2 separate regions of the Homo sapiens genome follow, and region 1 is linked to region 2. Evidence: chromatin contacts called from ENCODE Hi-C or POLR2A ChIA-PET data. All regions are on one chromosome and are shown on one strand. The core of a region is the stretch at or near the end of the contact, and the rest is flanking DNA. Distances in the headings are between cores, read along the strand shown. Region 1 overlaps SLC28A1 (solute carrier family 28 member 1). Region 2 overlaps WDR73 (WD repeat domain 73).

Region 1 (3,470 bases), core at 841-3,340, 290 kb before region 2:
AATGTGAACAAGAATTGGCAGCAGCCTGATACCTCCCCAGGGCCCTGTGTGGACACTGGGTGTGCAAGCCTGGGCCCCTGCCCCTTGCTGGATGAAACCCACTTGGGGCAGGTGTCCTCTCTGGACTTTCTGGGCTGGGCTTTGGGACTTCCCCTGCTTCCTCCTCAGTTGCTCAGCCCCAGCTGGGATGGTGCCACACCTGGAATCTTGGGATTTTCCCTCCACCAGGCAGGACCCTGACCCTTCCTCTGACTTGTAGATTACATCTGGTTTGTAAACCTGAGTCACGGCAGAGAACACACCCTGCAGTTGTCACATTCCTGCACACTGTCCCCTGGGTGACCCAGTTGTGGTCACAGCCTCAAATGCTGCAGTTGCTAGTTTCCAGCTCATCATGGAAAGGGCTGAGTCCTGCACAGGCAGGGCTCCCTGGGCACTGGGCCAGCCCACACCCACCTCCCCACTGCCAGCTACTCTGCAGGGCTGTGACATTCCCCAGCCCTGCCTCCCAGGCACCTGGTCAGGAGAGCCTTCCATCCTAGCATCCCAGGGCCCACGCCTGCCCATAACCCTTCTCTCTCTGACCCAAAGGGTCTCGCTCTGTCACCCAGGCTGGAGTGTAATGGCATGATCATGGCTCACTATAGCCTTGACCTCCTGGGCTCAAGTGATCCTCCCACTTCAGCCTCCCCAGTACCTGGGACTATAGATGTGTGCCACCATGCCCAAGTAATTTTTTATTTTTTAAATTTTTTGTGGAGATAGGGGTCTCCCTATGTTGCCCATGCTGGTCTCAAGCTCCTGGTCTCAGCCATCCTCCTGCCTTGGCCTCCCAAAGTACTGAAATGACAGGCATGAGCCACTGCACCCAGCCTAGAAGCCACATTTTTTTTTTTTTTTTTGAAACAGAGTCTTGCTGTGTTGCTCAGGCTGGAGTGCAATGGGGCGATCTCGGCTCACTGCAACCTCTGCCTCCCGGGTTCAAGCAATTCTCCCACCTCAGACTCCTGAGTAGCTGGGGTTACAGGCACCTGACATCATACCTGGCTAATTTTTGTATTTTTGTAGAGACAGGGTTTCTCCATGTTGCCCAGGCTGGTCTTGAACTCCTGACCTCAGGTGATCCACCCGCCTCGGCCTCCCAAAGTGCTGGAATTACAGGTGTGAGCCACCGCGCCCGGCCATAGCCACATTTTAAAAAGGAAAAAGAAATAGGTTAAATTAATTTTAATAATGTCTTATTTAACTCAATATATCCAAAATATTTTCTTTCCACCCATGTAATCAATATAAAACTATCAATATGGATGACAAAATAAAAATTTAAAATTAATAAAACATCTTAAAAGTTTTTCAATACGACTAGCCTCATTTCAAGTGCTCAATAGCTATGTGTGTTTGGTGGCTACTGTACTGGACCGTGGAGATCTAGAAATATCCAGATATTAGCAATAGGAGGGATGTGCGGAGAAGGGAGCCAGAGATTGAGCAACAAAGTGGTTTTAAGAATCTGGGAGCTTGGAGGCTGGGCGCAGTGGCTCATGCCTGTAATCCCAGCAGTTTGGGAGGCCGAGGCGGGTGGATCACCTGAGGTGAGGAGTTCAAGGCCAGCCTGGCCAACATGGTGAAACCCTGTCTCTACTAAAAATACACAAATTAGCTGGGTTGGTGGCGCATGCCTGTAATCCCAGCTACTTGGGAGGCTGAGGCAGGAGAATTGCTTGAACCTGGGAGGTGGAGGTTGTAGTGAGCCGAGATTGAGCCACTGCACTCCAGCCTGGGCGACAGAGGGAGACTCTGTCTCAAAAAAAAAGAAAGAAAGAAAGAAAAGAAAGAAAGAAAAGAAAGAAAGAAAGAAAGAAAGAAAGAAAGAAAGAAAGAAAGAAAGAAAGAAAGAAAGAAAGAAAGAAAGAAAGAACGAACGAACCTGGGAGCTTGAAGGAAAGGGCAAGAGAGACCTTTCTGGGATTCAGAGGCTGAGGGCAGAGCCAAAGATACTGAGGAACTGACTGGGGAAGGAAGTTAGAGGGCGTGCAGTACAGGGCTGGTGCAGTGACTGTCATGAGCCAGGTGGGGGCAAAAGAGAGCTGCTCTGGAGAAAAGACTGGGGCAGACCCAGAGATTGAAGGGAAGGAAGGTTTGTTTGTTAGGTGCTTTTCCTCTGGGCCAGCTATAGTTGTAGTCTGGGGCTTTCAAACCAGAGACTGTAAAATGGAGGCTCAAGGGCACCTAGGGATGATCCTGGCTGCCTCTGCCCATTCTGTGCAGCTAAAGGGAAGTGGGTACCCAGGCCCTGTCAATGGGGAAGCCAGACTGCCCAGGGCTGGGCCTGGACTTTTGCCTGAGAAAGGGAAGAAAAGAGGGCTGAGTTTTAAGCCAGATTGTGGAAATGGGCGAGCATTCTTCCAGTGTTTAAGTTCTAAGTAATGACTAGGAGGAACACCAGCGTTATTCTTTTCGTTGTCTAAGGGGACCAGAACAAGGTTAAGACATTTAAAGCCCTAAGTTCTGAAAATATTATGGCATCCCCCTCCCCCAATATCCTGCCATGAAAAAAAGTTTCAGGAACAAAGTTTTGGGTTTCCATTTTTGAAATATCAAATTCCTTCTGCTGGGACTCTTAAAACAAAACCTAGAATAAAGGGCTCAGAAGTAGCCTCAGAAGAAGTTTTTCTGTCCTGCCCTCCCATTTATCAGTCCAATTCTCCTTCAAGGCTAGCCATAAAAACTAGAATTCCCCTTCTCCAAGGCAGGGCACGGAGACCAGAAGCCCTTTTCCCCAAAGCCAGCCATAAAGCCTAAAAACATTGCTTTAACTTCCCTCTGCCTTTCTGGGTAAAAAGTGGCAATAAAGAAATTATCTGACCTACTTTGTTTGAGTGTAGGTCATAAGACCCCCCCTTCCAGAGAGGATCTTGCCCCATACCCAGAAGGAAAAAATGCTCAGAGAGCCCAAGAAGAGTCTACACAGACAGGCTTTGCTGTTTTTCCTCCACTCAGTCGATTAGTATTAGATCACACTCTGTTTGTCCAATTCTATTTCTATGTGGCTATCCATACTTTGTTGAACCTGAGCGTAAAAATGGACAATTTTCCCTGTATCTTTGGGTCTTCCTTCTGAAGGCCCCCGTGTGTATGCATTAAATAAATTTGTGTGCCTTTCTCCTGTTAATCTCCCTTTTGTGAGCTGATTTTTCAGTGAACCTTCAGAGGACGTAGGGGAAATTTTCCCTTGGCCTCCACACTTCCAAAAACAATTGGTGGTGGGGTGGGTGGGTGCACCAGTTTTAATGAGCCCTTTTCTAGGCCTCAGCAAGACAGGTGCAAACCAGATGACAGTCTCTAGAATTCTAGATGGGAGGGTACCAGGCCAGAAACCAAAGCCCCTGAGCCCAAGGGGACTTCTTGAAAAGTCACGCAACAGCTGGCCCTGCCCAGACAGCTCTGTGGCATGTAGAGCTGAGCTTATT
Region 2 (3,193 bases), core at 495-2,994:
TTCTAGTGCTATGCCCTGGTTCCCTTTGGAATCCTCTCAATCCCAAAGAAGGCCTCCTACCACCTCTAAGGCATCAAAGGTGTTAGAAAGTGCCCCAAGACTCAACAGGGCATCCATCTCATCATAGAAGACACTGGTGCCTGGTGTGTAGGTGCTCCTGGCTTTGCAGTAGTCGGTCAGGAGGTTTTTGAACCGATAGCAACATTGCTCCAGGGTCCACAGGAAGCCATGTTCTCACAGCTGCTCAGCCATAATCCGGTACACCTGGTGGTTTCGATGGCAGGTGCGGAGTTTTTCGTGGATCCAGGCCTCTGAGAATTCCCAGAAAAATCTTGGTTTCTTTGTATCCCCAGTGCACTCCTGCCACCTTCTCATCCTCCAGGGCCTGCCACTCCAGCTCGCTCCAGGTCTTGGCTTTTCTCCAGATTAGCACCTGGCCAGACTTGACTCTCACCCCAGCCACTGAGCAGTCTTTCACACTCTCTTTTTCTCCAGAATTTGAAGATCTAGATGCTGTGGGTTTTCATCCTACTCCACGTGGGAGTTCACTTTGGGCCTATGGATTGGAAAATCTGTTTGCAGGCAGACAAAAGGGAGATGTAATGGTTTGGTAAATCTAATCCCAACCATTTTATATGCCAGGGAGAGGAGATAGTAATTTTTTTTTTTTAATTCTGGGGGGATTCTTGGGAAAGCTCAGTGAAAAGAACAACTAGAAAAAAAAATTCAGGCCCAAATGCATAACTATATATCCACGTTCATCTATCTTAAATAAAATTCAGACACATACCTAAACTGACCATCTCCCTAAAATGAGCTTTCCTTTCTGGGTCAAGAAATTCATCCTTGGTGAAACTGACTATGGTATTGGATTTCCTTTGAGTAAGATTTAAGGAAGAAATAGATTTGAAATATTCAACCCAGGGGGAAAGGGTGGGAGCAGGGGGGTGAGGGATAAAAGACTACACACTGGGTACAGACTGAGGGGATAAAAGACTGCACACTGGGGCCCCGTGGTGGCTCAGGCCTGTAATCCCAGCACTTTGGGAGGCCGAGGCAGGCAGATTACTTAAGGTCAGGAGTTCAAGACCAGCCTGGCCAACATGGTGAAACCCCATCTCTGCCAAAAAAAAAAAAAAAAAATACAAAAATTAGCTGGGCGTGGTGGCACATCTCTGTAATCCCAGCGACTCAGGAGGCTGAGGCAGGAGAATCACTTGAACCCGGGAGGCAGATGTTGCAGTGAGTCAAGATCATACCACTCCACTCCAGCCTGGGTGATAGAATGAGACTCAGTCTCAAAAAAAAAAAAAAGAAAAAAACAAAGACTACACATTGGGTACAGACTTGATGGATAAAAAAGACTACCCTTGGGTGATGGGTGCACCAAAATCTCAGAAATCACCACTGAAGAACTTTTCCATGCAACCAAACACTACTTGTTCCCCAAACACTACTGAAATAAAAGTTTAAAAAAAATACGTAAGAACAGACATAGGGAAAAAGAAAAAAAATTCAACTTGAAAAAGGTCTGGAGTAGTGAATACTACAGAAACTCCATAGCTAACTTTGACTATGAAAAAAAAAAAAAGGCATTCTTACCCAGCGTGACCTCATTTTCAGAATTCTGCTGAGTTATTTCTAGGTGGTTCTTCAGTCCAGGTTCTGGATCCCTCCATGCCTCCTAGGAGATATACACAGCCGAATCACCAGGTGTCACTAGCTCCTGAGGAAACAACACCCCTTCTCAAAACACATGGCCTCAGAACAAAATGCCTCTCTAATGCCTGAGTCAGGGCAAGTGACACAACAGAAGAAATGAAACAGTGATTATTTTGGCTTTTAAATGCAATCAAGCGGGCAGGAGGAGACAGAAAAGAAACAAGCTGACATTATGCACTGAGCCAGAAGCTTCTCAGACTTGCCCAGAGTTACACAGCAAGTCCAGGGTATGGCTGGGAATTCAACTCAAGGCTGTTGGACTCTGAAGCTTTTGGTTTTTGTTTTTTTTCCTCCACTACACAGTACTGCATGCCATGTGAGCAAGATCCCGACACAGAATGAAGTAACCAGTATCTTTAAGGCAAACAAGCAGATCAGTAGAATCTGATGATTTCAGGGTCAAAGAAAAGAATAATTTTAATGCAATCCCTCATTACCACAGCCATGGCACTGGCCTCATATGGGTAAGGAGATTTGGGCAACCTTTTGCAGGCTGATGAAATTTTGGAGCCTAAATTGTAAAGTTACTGGGCCTCCCTGCTGGGTAAAATTCTTTTGGAATTTCTGAGCGGCAAGAGAGTTGGTTGCAGGAGCCCCACTTGGGTAGTAAAAGGTGACCTGAGGGGGATTGGGGGCTAGGGGAGGGAGAGCATTAGGAGAAATACCTAATGTAGACGATGGGTTGGTGGGTGCAGCAAACCACCATGGCACGTGTGTACCTATGTAACAAACCTGCATGTTCTGCACATGTACCCCAGAACTTAAAGTATAATAAAAAGAGAAAATTTAAAAAAAAAGAAATATAATCTGTAAAGACAAATGACTTAATCGTTTTCCCAAAAGGAGAAAACTGAGCTGTGCCTCAAGAGTTATATTTCTATTAAAAAAAAAAGAGAGAGAGAAAAGGTGATCTATATAAGAGAAATGGCTGACTCACCTGGGAGCTGCTCACTATCTCCTGGCCACCCCTGCTCTTCTCTGCAGGAATTCCCAGAGCCACATCAGGCAGGGCTGGGGGAAGAAAAGGGAGGCATTAGAGTACATGGCTCTCAGCTCCTCTTGGGGACTAGCCCAACTGGGTTCAGACACAGAACAGCCTTTCCTCCCCCTCTTAGTATCTGCTTTGTCCTATCAAAGGAAGGTTGGTGAAAAACCAAAATGAAACATTTCTTTTTTTTTTTTTTTTTGAGACGGAGTCTCACTCTGTCGCCCAGGCTGGAGTGCAGTGGCACAATCTCAGCTCACTGCAAGCTCCGCCTCCCAGGTTCAGGCCATTCTCCTGCCTCAGCCTCCTGAGTAGCTGGGACTACAGGTGCCCACCACCACACCCGGCTAATTTTTTGTATTTTTAGTAGAGACGGGGTTTCACTGTGTTAGCCAGGATGGTCTCGATCTCCTGACCTCATGATCCGCCCGCCTCTGCCTCCCAAAGTGCTGGGATTACAGGCGTGAGCCACCATGCCCAGCCAAA

Evidence for each region. A loop is a pair of places that touch in the nucleus more often than their neighbours do. ChIA-PET counts read pairs that join two places held with the same protein, here RNA polymerase II (POLR2A). Pooled maps may share reads with other maps.
Region 1: a loop to region 2 is called in a pooled map, with 5 times the contacts of the local background. The contact joins two enhancer-like sites. A Hi-C loop is called at or near these places in 12 of 50 pooled maps. POLR2A ChIA-PET finds 5 or more read pairs at or near these places in 7 of 52 experiments (AG04449, CD8-positive, alpha-beta T cell, HEK293T and 4 more).

What each region holds. Positions count from the first base shown.
Region 1 is chr15:84,926,976-84,930,445 of GRCh38, reverse strand. The region is part of intron 12 of SLC28A1 (solute carrier family 28 member 1); the gene reads right to left. Among named protein-coding and RNA genes, the nearest start is that of SLC28A1, 44 kb to the right of the region's middle. RefSeq lists an enhancer at 2,320-2,379. Within about 2 kb of position 2,090, at least 21 of the 41 ENCODE cell types and tissues checked have a DNase peak (open chromatin) inside an H3K27ac peak, as active enhancers do.
Region 2 is chr15:84,636,887-84,640,079 of GRCh38, reverse strand. WDR73 (WD repeat domain 73) reads left to right here. Exons shown (of 8, transcript NM_032856.5): 8 at 1-795. It also overlaps the pseudogene SCAND2P. Among named protein-coding and RNA genes, the nearest start is that of WDR73, 16 kb to the left of the region's middle. Within about 2 kb of position 1,744, at least 2 of the 41 ENCODE cell types and tissues checked have a DNase peak (open chromatin) inside an H3K27ac peak, as active enhancers do.